Linked DNA regions of Homo sapiens: region 1 is linked to region 2. Evidence: read pairs that join two places in POLR2A ChIA-PET (ENCODE). Cell type or tissue: GM12878. All regions are shown on one strand. Links, peaks and the distances in the headings refer to the core of each region. The heading gives the core; the rest is flanking DNA. Region 1 has its middle 55 kb from the start of MCF2L-AS1. Region 2 overlaps MCF2L (MCF.2 cell line derived transforming sequence like).

Region 1 (7,149 bases), core at 1,527-6,526, 140 kb after region 2:
CAGGGACAGGCAGGGGACAGGCAGGGATGCTCTTCCAACTGGTTCAGCTCTGTCAAGCAGGAATCCAGTCCACCCATTAGAAGTGAGGATGGGGAAGAGGCCTTGGGGGCGAGGGGAGAAGCAAGGCGTGAGCTGGTTGTTCGGGGAGTGGCCCTGAGGACCACTCTAAGGACCACTCGGAGGACCACTGTGGCTCAGAGACTGGAGGATCAACACCGTCTGCCCGGTGGAACGCTTCATGCAGCTATACTGAGCTATGCTCGGCACACATGACAGCCACCTATACAGACCCCAGTGCAGGGGTGGAGCTCAACAGGGTGCTGGTGCAAGGAAGTCAGAGGACACGGGAGCCGAGGGGTCAGGGCGTGACGCTGGGTGAGAAGGGAGAGGACCTCACAGGTGAGGCACGCGAGAGCGCGGACGTGCGGAGACTCATCCCACCACCTCCCCAAAGACTGATGAAACACCAGTGAGTCAAGCAGGAGCTCAGAAGATTTTCTAAAGAAAAGGACAAGAAGTAGAGGCAAAAGCACAAATCAGTGAATCAGAAATTGGAAAATCAGTAGAACTACATTTTGAAAATGGCTTCTGGGAACAAAAGCAATAAATAGATAAACTATCCGCTAACCTAATCAAGGAAAAAGAGAGAAGGGACAAATACTTAAAATAGGAAATGAAAGGGGAAAAGTCGCCTCGGAATCAGAGGCCCTGTCCCCAGGCTAGAGTATAGTGGCGCAATCTCAGCTCACTGCAACCTCCGCCTCCCAGGTTCACGCCATTCTCCTGCCTCAGCCTCCTGAGTAGCTGAGACTACAGACAACCGCCATCATGCCCGGCTAATTTTTTTTTTTTTTTTGTATTTTTAGTAGAGACGGGGTTTCACCGTGTTAACCAGGATGGTCTCGATCTCCTGACCTTGTGATCCACATGCCTCGGCCTCCCAAAGTGCTGGGATTACAGGCGTGAGCCACTGCGCCCGGCCTGTTTTTAATTTTTAAAAAATTAAAACAACAACAACAACAACAACAAAGTACCCATCTCAGCCTGAAGGCCAGTATAATATTGAATAGGGATATTACAGAAGGCAGCATCACCAAACCTGAACATCACTACTACTACTTAATCACGTCCAGGAGATGCTGGGCAATCCACTCGGGACGAGATGGGAAGCACAAAAATTGACAAGAAAGAAAACCATGATTATCTGCAGATTTGTTCATGCAATCATGTAATTAGATAACAGGAACTTTGGTTCCTAGGAAAAGGTACACTAGCAAGAGTGTCCAGGAAGCTCTTACCAAGGACAGCAGTGAAACGAGACCACCAGCCCTAGTAATTAAAGTAGTGGGTGTGGGAAAATGGAAGGCAAGCAGAAATGAGACAGAACAGGGAGTCCAGAAACAGACTCAAATATGTATGAAAATTCAATCTATTTTAATGGTGGCAACTGCTGATGCGTGTAGTGAGGATGGATTTTTTTTTTTTTTTGTGAGACAGAGTCTTGCTCTGTCACCCAAGCTGGAGTGCAGTGGCGCAATCTCAGCTCACTGCAACCTCCGCTTCCCGGGTTCAAGCGATTCTCCTGCCTCAGCCTCCTGAGTAGCTGGGACTACAGGTGCCTGCCACCACACCCGGCTAATTTGTTGTATTTTTAGTAGAGATAGGATTTCACCGTGTTAGCCAGGGTGGTCTCGATCTCCTGACCTTGTGATCCACCGACCTCAGCCTCCCAAAGTGCTGGGATTACAGGCTTGAGCCACCACGCCCGGCCAACATGGAGATTTTGATGAACGATGTTAGGATCCCCAGGTCAGAAAAGCAAACTTGGACCCATACTTGACACCATACAACAAAATCAATCCAAGTGGGTCAAAAGTTTAAATGGAAATAAAATATTAGGAAAAAAATGGGTGAATTCCTGTATAACCTCAGAATAGGAAGACCTTTTCAACTACGACTCAAAATCCAGAAGCCCCCAAATACTGAGATTCAACTACATATTTTAAGTGGCAAAAGAAAAAAAAAAAGGAAAGTCAAGACAATGACGATTTGAAAAAATACTTTCAACTCACATCACTACAGCTAAACTCCCTAATTTATGAAAAGCGCCTAGAAAACATTAAAAGATTAGCAACCCAGCTAAAATATGGGCAAACAAAGATAAAAACATAAATGAGAAGCAGTTCAATCTCACGCATGAGATGCAAGTGATGAAAGTCTGCATTGGGAGAGCAGCTCACCATTCTCAGGTTGGAGCAACCATCAGACAAGGACATCAGCCTCTCCCATCAGACACCTCTGCAGGGAGCCGCTCCCATGATCACGTGGCTCACAGAGCGAGTGTGTGAGTACCTGAGGAATACTGTCAAAAAGCCTTTATTCTTTCACTCAGCCTCTGGGAATGTGAGATCCATACACCAGTACACACGCTGAAGGGCATGTATACTAGGTTACTAATTGCACCACTACAGTAGTGCCCATCAGCAGAGACGAGTGAATACAGTGTAGCCACTGCCCACTGTGCAAGAGAATAAGGATGCTGCTTCTTCATGGATGTGGAGTAGTCCCGAAGACAGAGCGAGGGGAGAAGCGTGCAGACGCTATTTACCATGTGCTACCTTTTGTACAAAAAAGGAGGAAAGTGTGAACATGTGTCTCAGCTCGCACATGGCAAGGCCCTCTTGGGGGACGCACCAGGTCCTGGCGGAAGGACCAGTGCAGAGCAAGAATCCTCAAGCCGTATCTTCTTTATTATTTTGATTTCTTAACCACAAGACTGTATATTACTTATTACAAACCCAAAAAAGAAAGAAGGAAAACAGGGAAGAAAGGAAAAAGAAAAGAACCCAGGCTGGCTCACAGGGGGAGAAGGGGCTGGGGATGCTAACGGGGAATTACGTCCCAACGCAACGCTAAGGAGTCTGGACTCGAGGTGCAGGCATTGGGGGGCTGATGGATTCTTGGCAGGAAAAGAACATAGTCCCAACGTCTGCCTGTCAAGTGAGCGAGAAAGAGTCTGCAGTGCTGAGAAGACAGAGCTGTTTAAAAATAAATGTTTTAAATGTGCACCTGTTGTATGAAATGGAGTGCAAAATTAAAGACATTTTTAAAAGCACACATTCGTTGAGAGGACGTCAACGAATCTATTTGTTGGGCTGAATCCTTCCCCAGCATCCCTGGGGCAGCCGTGATCCACACAGGGCACTAAGCCCTGGGGCAAGGGAGGTGGCAGGACAGACTGACCCACAGATGGACGTGCAGAGAAGCAGCCTGCCCCATGCACTTGAAGGAGGAAAAGACAACGCATATTTGCCACAAATGTTTACTAGCAGCCCATCCTCTCACACCGAGGCATTTTAAAATTATTGAGTAAACTCATTCTCAACTCAATGATCAAAGATCACATTTGTCCCCGAGAAGAAAGGTGCCAGCTGCATCAAACATAACTTTGAAAAATGCCTGCAGCTGAGACATCATGACGGCCACACATCTCTCTGAAAGCTTTTTGTTTTGCCAGGTGAGGTGAGTGATAATGTTCTGTTCTGGGTTTGCCATATACACAAAAAATCACACAAAGACACACACACATAAACACAGACACACAATCACACACAGACACACCCCATACATACAGACACAGAGATACACCAGACACACACACAATCACACACAGACACACCCCATACATACAGAGATACACCAGACACACACACAATCACACAGACACACCCCATACATACAGACACAGAAATACACCACAGACACACAATCAGACACATCCCATACATACAGACACAGAAATAGACCACACACACACAATCACACAGACACACCCCATATACACAGATACACCACAGACACACAATCACAGACACACCCAGACACAGAGATACACCACAGACACACAATCACACAGACACACCCCATACATACAGACACAGATACACCACAGACACACACAATCATACAGACACACCCCATACATACACAGAGATACACCACAGACACACACACAATCACACACAGACACACCCCATACAGACACAGATACACTACAGACACACACACAGGCACACCCCATACATACATACACACACAGAGATACACCACAGACACACACACAGACATGTGACACACACACAGCCACACAAAGACACAAGCCATTTATATAAGAAAAGAAGGATATAAAATATATATGGGGATATTTATTAGGTGACTTCCAGCAAATAAATAAAAAAGAAATGACACAATGAGGACATTTGCAGCTCTTAAGAATAAATTGGCCAGGCATGGTGGACTCACACCTGTAATCTCAGCACTTTGGGAGGCCAAGGCGGGTGAATCACCTGAGGTCAGGAGTTCGAGACCAGCCTGGCCAACATGGTGAAACCCCGTCTCTACTAAAAATACAAAAATTAGCTGGGTGTGGTGGCGTGCGCTTGTAATCCCAGCTACTTGAGAGGCTGAGGCAGGAGAATTGCTTGAACCCAGGAGGCAGTGGTTGCAAGTGAGCCCAGATTGCACCACTGCACTCCAGCCTGGGTGACAGAGCGAGGCTCTATCTAAAAAAAAAAAAGGAATAAATTAATAGATTTAAGCAACAATGACCTGTGGCTGCCAATGTCCCCGGACACTCACACCCAGACATTACCCACTCCTGAGATGGAGAGCACCACTCTGAAATTGCCTGAAGAGAAAGGTGTCCTCCTGGAGCTGGTTCAGGTTCTGAATAAACTAAACACAGGGGACAGAGACACATGTTAACTGACACTCTGAGGATGTGACTGCTGGGCCCGGGGATGGGAAACTTCACAGAACAAGGGACTTGGGCCACATGCACGGCCACCTCCCCAGCCACGTGACTCTTGGTGAGGGTGGGGTAGAACTTACTCAATGAAGACATTGTTTTTTCTTTTTAAAAAGAATTCAAAGTTCATCTCATTCCTATTCTTGGCGGATTGGCCACCTAGCCTGCGTGTAGCCTTTTTCTTCTCTGCTGCTAAACAGAACCTCTTTTCCTTGAGGTACCTGAAGTCTAAGTTCTGATGACACAGCTCAGTAATGTTTAGGGAAAACCCAGTAACCAAAGATCACATTTGTTTCTAGAAGGAAAGAAGTCGGAAGAGAGGAAGACGGAAGAAATCGCTGCTCAGCGCATCCGTGTGAGGTCCCGGGTATTCTGTGAGGAAAGGCTGGCGCAGGCCCGCCGCGCCCTCGGCCTCGGGGAAGGAGGTGAACACAGAAGGGGGTGCCGGGCCCACGGCTGAGACACCTGAGAGGACGCCTGCAGCCCGGGTGACCACAGCAGGGGCTTGGGTGAGGCCCGGGGCCCAGGTCTCTGGAAGTGAGGGAGGGTTTCAGAGGAGCATGGTGGGCGGGCCATTCCCAGAGGAGCCTGCAGCAGGCAGGATCCGGGGATCACGGCCAACATGGCGGCCACGCTGGGAGAGAAGAACCTGGTGGGCGCACAGGACTAGCGGCTGGGCCGCTCTCCCAGGCAGGAGAGTGTCTGGGTCTACACCCTGCATGGACGGTGCCGGGCGGAGCTGCAGACAGACCCCGGGACCCAAGGCTACGTGTGTAGACACAGGGCTCCGCCAGCCAGACCCATCCTGGCCGTGGGACATTGCAAACGGGCTCCCTCTGGCCATCACCTCTGACCAGACCCAGCCTCTGGGTCTTCTGGAGTCACTGACATGGTATGGAAAATAAAGCTGGGCTTAGGCTCCTGAGGGGGCCTTGGCATTCGCCACCCACCGCCAGGACGAGCTCCCGAAGACCCGCGGGGGTTCAACACCAGCTCCATCACCATGCATGCACCAGCTGACGCCGGGGAGCGGCCAGGTCCCAGGGCAGGGGCGAGAGAGTCAGCCCCACCCCCGCCCCGCCCCCACCCCCCAAATTCTGGGAAAGTGCTGGGCCCCCTGGCCTGCGTTTTGGCTGCGGCTTCATTTACACGCAGCTGTTTCTCCAAGGTGCCTCCAGCAGAATTTCAGACGAATTCTCCCACGAAATATTTTCCCCTTGAAAAGTGTTAGGTAATTAACACCCCCCAGGTCACCAGCGGCACAGTCCCGGCGAGACAGCCACCAGGAAGGTGAAGGCGAGAAGAGCTCTCCACTAGCGTCAGCGGCAAACCAGGGGACCGGGGGGCAGGAAGCCCGAGCCCCCCTCGTGCCTGTTTTCAGTCTAATTTCCTTTTCTAAGAAGCATTTATTCTGACATAGATAAGAAGGTTTCCTCATGCAGAAAAACAAAAAGAACAACAAATGGCACATGTATGATTAAAAACATTTATATTTAGGTGCATATCTTAAGTCTTTTACAAAACTGCACATATTTGGTGTTTACAAAATTGAAGACTGTGTATCGTTTTTATAACTGGCAATTTCACTTATTATAGTGTAAGATGTGCCAGGGAGAATTATGATCTCAACAACTAAATCATTTCCAAACCCTTACTGCTGTAATTTTGCTTTCCTGCAAGTGTTCATAATTATAAATAACGGCTGTGATGATCACCTTTGTTCATGAATGTTTGTGACAATATTTTTATCATTTTCTTCTTTTAAATTCTTAGAAGTGAACATTGCTGACGAAAACTAAAAATATTTGAAGACTTTTACTGACATCAGTTGTTTTCCAGTATATCGATAAGGACTGGCATTCCTACCAGCAGGCTTGGAATTTTTGGCCATAAAAATGGAAAGAGAAAGAGACCTTGTGGTCAGCATTACATTTCTTTAAACTGAACAGGTCAGCCTATTTCTGTGCAAGCTTTATATTCACTTTCTATGAACGTGTGCCTCCTTTTCACTCTGCTATGTAAGACAGATGCATAGATAAATATCTATCCTTTGTTGCAATTTTTTTCCAGGTTTTCATTTGCTGGTCAGTCTTCTTGGTGATTTCTCAGGAACAGTTTTAAGGTTCAGGTAGTAAAATCTCTTCATTTCGTGGCCAGGCACAGTGGCTCATGCCTGTAATCCCAGCACTTTGGGAGGCCAAGGCGGGCGGATCACTTGAGGTCAAGAGCTTGAGACCAGCCTGGACAACATGGTGAAACCCCATCTCTACTAAAAATACAAAAATTAGCCGGGGTGTCAAAGTGCATGCCTGTAATCCCAGCTACTTGGGAGGCTGAGGCAG
Region 2 (7,149 bases), core at 1,293-6,292:
TGAGCTCCCATCAAGAGTTGAGGAGTATTCGGGTTGTTTTTCTGGTCAACTTGTTAACCAGCTCCCTAAGGACCAGGACCCTGAAGGGGCGTGCATGTTTACTTTGCAATCAGTGAAAACCTCACTCTGCAGAGGCGGAGAGTACAGGCAAGATCACTGGAGACACAGCTGCAGGGACACAGGAGGAGACAGAGTAACAAATGGAAGGAGGCTCCAGGCAGGTGTGGATGCAGACGCCAGGCACCTGCTGCTCCCCTTGAAAACACAGCCCTGTGGCAACCACCACCGAACCACCCATTCAGGCAGAAACGGTCAGTGGACACCTCAGCCACGGGACCTTCGCCCCGTCCTGAGCATCACCACACATGACCCACTGATTACCAAGAGGAGAGGCACCTTCTCCTGGGGAAATCCGGACGCCTCCTTGGCCGTCTGAGCACACAACACCGCCCCAATCACGGGACACATGGACATCCTGGGCCTCCACGGGCTGCCCCAGAAGCTCACCCACCAGGATTCCCGCCCCAAAGGACCACGTGGAACCTAATTACAAGGAAACCAGATGAAAGGATATTCCATAAAGCAACTGGCTTCAACCCTTCGCAAATCTCAATCTCACAAAAGACAGAAAGCAAAACAAAAACCAACAACTGGGTGGATTAGAGACGACTGAGAAGGGTGGACAGCTGACGGGGGCGCCGTCCTTCACTGGACCTGGATTTTAACAAATACAGGAAGGACATGACGGGGCACGTGGAGAAAGCCCCATGTGTGGGCATCCAGAGGGCAGTGTGGCCGCGATGCAGACTCGCCTGTGGTTATGCAGAGGGCAGCTCCACTCAGGAGACACCATGTCAGCAATCCGGGATGAACTGACACGATGGCAGAGCCGGCTCTCACCAGCAAAATGTGTGTGTGTGTCTGTGTTTATGTGATGTGTGTATATGTGCATATATGTGTGTGTTTGTGTGTGATGTGTGTCTCTGTGCCTGTGTGATGTATGTCTCTGAGTGTATGCATGTCTGTGTGATATGTGTGTGTGTTTATGTGATGTATGTGTGGGTATATGTGTATATATATGTGTGTGTCTGTGTATGTGTCTATGTGATGTGTTTTGTGTCTGTGTGATGTGTCTGTGTGATGTGTGTACATGTCTGTGTCTATGTCTGTGTGTTTTTGTACACACGCACACACACACACACGAATGGGCACTTTGTTTATGGCCACAGCTGAGGTTTGTTCACTGTGAGACTCTCCCAAGTTTTCTGTAGGTCTGAAATTTTTCTGAACTGAAAGTTGAGAGGAAAAAGACACGAGGCTGCTGCAGCTCACAGCTCTTCTCCTCCATGCGTGGGGCAGCTGCATCTCCCCTCCCTCCTGATCCGACCTTCACTCAAATGCCTGAGCCACCGGGATGCAGGGGTTCTGACTCCGTGCAACGAGCTCTAAGCTGAAAAAAATAAACCAGGCAAATAGTCTCGCTCCAGGCATCCAGGGGAGTGAAGAGCAGCGCTGGAGAAGCTCAGCCAGCAGTCCCTGGCCTCTCACCGGCAAGGCCTGGCTCTGGGTTTATCAGTCAGGGAAGCCGGCGTGGCCTGCAGGGTCCACGGCCCACACGGAGCCTCATGAGGCACCTGGTCCCAGGGACCCCCGGGCTCCTTCCTCTTCTCTGCGAGAAAAAACCGCTGAGCGAGCCCGGGTCTCAGAGCTCTTTCTTTTTCTCTGTTTATCTTTTTAAAAAAATGTTTCTACATTTAACTGACAAATCATGATTGTATCTACTTACGGGGCACCCAGTGATGTTTTGCTATAGGTATCCTCAGTGGAATGATTAAATCAAGCCAATTAACCGATCTGTCACCTCACCCACTCACCAGTTTTCTGTGCTGAGAACATTTAAAATGGATTCTTTTAGCAATTCTGAAATATACATTTGGTGTGGTTGGAATGTTCGTCCCTACCAAACTTCGAAACTCATGGCAGCATTGAGAGGCAGTACCTTTCAGAGGTGACTGGGTCAGGACGGCCCCACCCTCATGAATGGATTCATCCATTCACGGATTCTCGGATTAACGGGCTGTCGTGGGGGTGGGTGGGGGCCTGGTGGCTTTGTAAGCAGCGGGGGCAGCCCTGGGCTGGCTCACTCTCCCCTCGCCAGGTGAGGTCCCGCGTCGCCTCAGGACCCACCAGCAAGAGGGATCTCACCAGGTGAGGCTCCTCAACTGTAAGGCATGAATTCTTTTTCGTTGTAAAGTGCCCAGTTTCAGATACTCTTGACATATAAGCAGCAGACCCGGACTAAGACAACCTTGTTATTCACTGTGTCGCCTCCGAGGTCTTTAGAGAGAGCAAAGTGGCTCGTGCCGCCCGTTATTGGACCCTTGGATTCCATGTTCCAGGAAATACACAGTGAAGAAGGGCTTGGGGCCTCTGGATCTCCCACCCCTGCTGGATACCCCAAGGCTGTCAAATCCACCCTTAGGTGGGAGGAGCGAACCCTCGGATGAAGGACAGTCGTTTAAATAGACGCTCTCAGCGTCGTGGAAGCCTCACGGGCTGCCTCCCCCTGCAATATTCTGCATGACCGGCACCGCCCACCGCCGTGGCCCTGGGACCACCGGAGTAGGGAGAGAGCTCGGGCTTCAGAGACAGAAAGGCCCAGGCCGCCCCCAGAGCCGCCCCACCCCATCGGCAGCTTCCCTCGTCGCCCCGAAGCCCAGCTCCTCCCCTGTAATCGGCGGTTGGTGAACGCGCAGGGTGCGCTGAAACGCATTTGCCACAGCAGCTGGTGCGGAGGAGACAGCCTGCAGATCCTGGTCCCCTTCTGTCCACCACGGGGGGACTGTGCTCACCTGGGCAGGTGCTTGCTGCACACAGCAGCGGTGTTCTGAGAAAGCTCAGCCACACCGGGAAGAGCTGGGTCCCCCACCCCCGTGTCGCCGCAGTTATGCAGCGCGCATTTCAGTTCCCTGCCCTGGGGGACGGTCTCGCCTCTTCCGAGAGGGGCACACGGACCTGGCCCTCTCTCCCTCGGCAGCCAGCTGCTTTGTGTTCCCAGGGGAAGCTCCTCGCCCCCCTCCATCTGGACAACTCCTCCTCCCGTCAGGCTCTCACCAAGCATCACCTCCGCCGGGAAGTCCTCCTGGAGTTAGCACCGCTCCCACCGCCCCCTGCCGCCCCCCTCCCCCCGCCACCGCCCCCCGCACCCCCCCGCTCCCCCCGCCCCCCCCGCCCCCGCCCCCCCTGCTCCTCCCGCCTCCCCGCTCCCCCAGCCACCCCCCCCTCCACCGCCCCGGCCCCCACGGCTCCCACCGCCCCCACCGCCCCCACGGTGAGCTCCTCCCCAGAGCCCCAGTAGCTGGCACAGGGGGGCCGCATACAATCGTACTTTGCAAATGTGAAAGATTTGCTGGACGACCTAGAAGTCCGGGGTCCCTCAGACACCTTGTTTTCTACCTTTCCTGCACACACAGACTGCACCGGCGTTACAGGAAAGAGAGTTGTGGCCCCATGCAGTCTAAAAATCAGATTCACTTTCTCCAGCCACCTACTTGAGGATCTAGATTTAGTTTGATTTAGGCTAGCTCTAAACATGAATATATATACTCTATTACAAATTCCCAAAATGTGAACACGCACACACACACTCACTCTCACACACACACACTCTCACACTCACAGTCTCACACACATTCACTTACACTCCCACTCGCGCACACACTCACACACTCACACAGTCTCACATTCACTTACACTCCCACTCGCTCGCACACACACACAGTCACACACTCACACTCACACACTCACACATGCAGTACAGTGGAAGAGGGTTAGATGTTGCAACAGCATTTTATAAAAGATGCTTCTATCTGAGGACCGCACAACTGCCTAAGGGAGAAGAGACGTGAGTTCTCAGAGGATCTCATCTTTCTGCCCCCTGGGTGGGTAGCTGTGAACCTATCCTTCTCCCACACGCCCTCAGCATCACATGGGTCTTGCTCTCGATTGGGAGCCTGGTTTTAGGAACACTGGATTTTGGCTCTTCCAATGTCTAATTTTTCTATTCCAAGCCATGCTGAAGGCATCCAGAAAAGAAAAAAGAACACCCCAAATTAGGGAGAGCTCAGCTCTTAAGACAGCACATATGGTGGCTAAAAATAGCCCCGGATCCCGGCACATTATGTAAGCGCTGCGTCCTCCTCGGTGGCCGAGCGCTTGGAGGCAAGTCTCTGCCACGGGCTTGCTTTGTGGCGCCCGCAGCACCATGAGCTGGGCACCCTGGTGGGGTCGGGCAGCTGGAGCCTGTGCCTGTTTGGAAACCTGCTTGAGGGCTCGGCTGGCCTGGACTGTTGCTAAGTGCTAGTTTTCCCAAAGCCACTTTAGGTGGAAGCCTAGGCCAGCCAAAGCTCGCTGTCAAGGCCTGGAGCCCAGGGGTTGGCGTCCAGGTGCCCCGCTGCAGCCACTACTTGGTGTCCCCACGTCAGGTCAACTGCACCATTTCCAAAAAACTGAATCAAGATGCCCAAGGGGTCATCCCTGGTCTGCCCTCTCCAAGGAGTGCGTGGCTCATGGACAGAGCCTGGGGCCTCCCCGCCAGCCCCACCACCCACCCCTTCCCCACTGCAGAGACCCTCACCCCTCCTGGTCTGCCCAGGACCTAGGCTTGGCTGGGTCCACAGCTGCCCTCACTCCCTTGACCAGTGACCCTCTAAGCCTCAGCACATGCACAACCAGCTCCTATGACAGTGCCACCACTGCCCGCCTCCTGCCTCCTTGGCCTTGTGGCCCACTTCTCCTTCATGAAACCAGGGCTGTGAGCTCCATGTCTCCTGGCCCATCCAATGTCCACCATCATCATCTCCTGCCGGTTTCTCATGCCCCTCCTGCACCAAACCCTTCTGGAGGCGGCGGGCTCCTGGGTAGCAGGGGCCTGGGGACAGGAAGACGCCCTCTCCAGGGTCACAGCCCAGGTGGATGGGGCCTGGCATGTGGGGCCTAACTCTGCCCCCTCCCCATGGCTCAGCCACCCTCCTGGCTGCTCCCTGCTGCCCCTGCCTGTGACCCCATTGTGATGCCCCTCAACTGTCCTCACCCAGCTGGCGGTGAGCCTTGCTCACTTCCTCCCTCACATCCGTGATGCCCAGGCAGTGCCTGGGACAGAGAAAAGCCTCAGGACGTGCTAACTACACAGAGTCTGTGTATTAATATGACCATAAGCCGGGCGCGGTGGCTCACACCTGTAATCCCAGCACTTTGGGAGGCCGAGGCAGGCGGATCACGAGGTCAGGAGATTGAGACCATCCTGGCTAACGTGGGTGAAACCCCGTCTCTACTAAAAATATAAAAAATTAGCCGGGCGTGGTGGCAGGTGCCTGTAGTCCCAGCTACTTGGGAGGCTGAGGCAGGAGAATGGCGTGAACCCGGGGAGGCAGAGCTTGCAGTGAGCTGAGATCGCGCCACTGCAGTCCGGCCTGGGCGAAAGAATGAGACTCCGTCTCAAAAAAAAAAAAAAAAAAAAAGACCGTAAATTATTATAGCAAGAAAGCACTGGTGTTCAGAGAGAATTCTGGGTGATTTTGCTGGAAAATGCTGGCTTCTGTTACTTCCAAACCAATGTTGGTCAATTCTGAGAATTAAAGGAAGGACAGAAAAAGCCATATTTTTATGGTGTAAGAATCAATGCAAAAATAAAAACTAAAACACTAACTGTTCAGTTATGATGCTCACAAGACAGAGCTTTCAAGATGAGCCAACCTGCTTAAGAAATTCATCCGATCACACACTCGGTGAACGGAACAGGACACTCGGCAGCTGAAGATCGACACCTAAATCACGGGTCTGCTGTGGGCTGCTTCGCTATCCTGTAGGGTGACCTCGCAGAAATACTTTGCTTTTAGAAAATGATTTTTGTATTTCTTAAAAAGTAACCTCGTATCTGGGGAAGCTCTTGTCATCTAACCCGGGAGTGACTGATTAATCTGAGACACACACGTGGTGATGTGTGTGCGAGGGCACTGGGGCACGCGTAGCGAGGCGTCAGCGGAGGGGCCGGGGCACGCGTAGCGAGGCATCAGCGGAGGCTCTGGGGCACGCGTAGTGAGGCGTGAGCAGAGGGGACAGGGCACGCGTAGCGAGGTGTGAGCAGAGGGGACGGGGCACACGTAGCGAGGCGTGAGCAGAGGGGACGGGGCACATGTAGTGAGGCATGAGCCGTGTGAGGGACGGGCTGTGGCAGGTGTGTGAAGATGCAGGTGCCTGGACCCCACGGGCATGAAAGGCACCCAGGTGCGTCCTGACACCGCAAGTGCCCTGGCAGGGAGGCCGACTCCTACACCCACGTGTTGCTAAGAGTCGTCCTGATGGCTGGTTTATATCAGCGGCAGGTAAGCATAAAAGATGCGGCTGTAACGGTGTTGTCTGTTGTTTAAACGACGACGTGCCTGCTGGGAGCATTGTGGGACCCGCCCAGGACGGATGGGTGCTTCCCAAGAGTATCTGTTGTCCGTCCATGTGTGTCTGACCCCGTGGGTTCTTATGATTTAATTTTTAGAGTTGCCTATGACTTCATGTGCAAACTCATTTAAGACGTACAATAATGAAAGGCACACATGGCTGTTAGCTGGTGATGGCTTTTATCTAAAGAACTTTCTGCATTTCTGGGGATGCTTGATATGGATGGGATTTTTGTCCCCTCCAAGTCTCATGTTGAAATGCGATTCCCAGTGCTGAGGTGGGGCCTGGTGGGAGGTGATTAAGTCTGGGCGTGACCCCTTATGAATGGCTCAGCGCCATCCCCTTGGTGACGGGTGAGTTCTCGCTCAGTAAGTTCACTGGAGATCTGGCTGTTCAAAAGTCTGGGACCTCCCCCTTCTCTCTCGCTCCCTCTCTCACCATGTGATGCCGGCTCCCCGCTGCCTTCCACCACGACTGGCAGCTCCCTGAGGCCCCCTCAGAAGCTGAGAAGATGCAGGTGCTAAGCCTGTGCAGCCTGCAGAACTGTGAGCCAATTACGCCTCTTTCTTTATCAATTACCCAGCTCAAGTACGTCTTTATAGTGACGCAAAAGCAAACGAACGCACTGTTAAAACAAAGGAAGACCGATTCTATACACGTCTACTTTTTTGGAAGCATCCTGAAGCGTTTTGAATT

The links. Peaks named below come from ENCODE experiments on the same cell type or tissue, not always from the same donor. Only the 100,000 strongest peaks of a DNase experiment are listed, where the experiment ranks them.
Region 1: POLR2A ChIA-PET joins it to region 2 with 9 read pairs; 2 of 35 experiments call an interaction of 5 or more read pairs at or near these places.

Annotation. Positions count from the first base shown.
Region 1 is chr13:112,909,750-112,916,898 of GRCh38, reverse strand. It overlaps a transcript of MCF2L not described here. Among named protein-coding and RNA genes, the nearest start is that of MCF2L-AS1, 55 kb to the left of the region's middle. In GM12878, for the core only: no CTCF peak of the experiment used is centred there; no DNase peak of the experiment used is centred there.
Region 2 is chr13:113,046,808-113,053,956 of GRCh38, reverse strand. The region is part of intron 4 of MCF2L (MCF.2 cell line derived transforming sequence like); the gene reads right to left. Among named protein-coding and RNA genes, the nearest start is that of F7, 55 kb to the left of the region's middle. RefSeq lists an enhancer at 2,887-3,473. In GM12878, for the core only: no CTCF peak of the experiment used is centred there; a DNase peak (open chromatin) is centred at 3,206.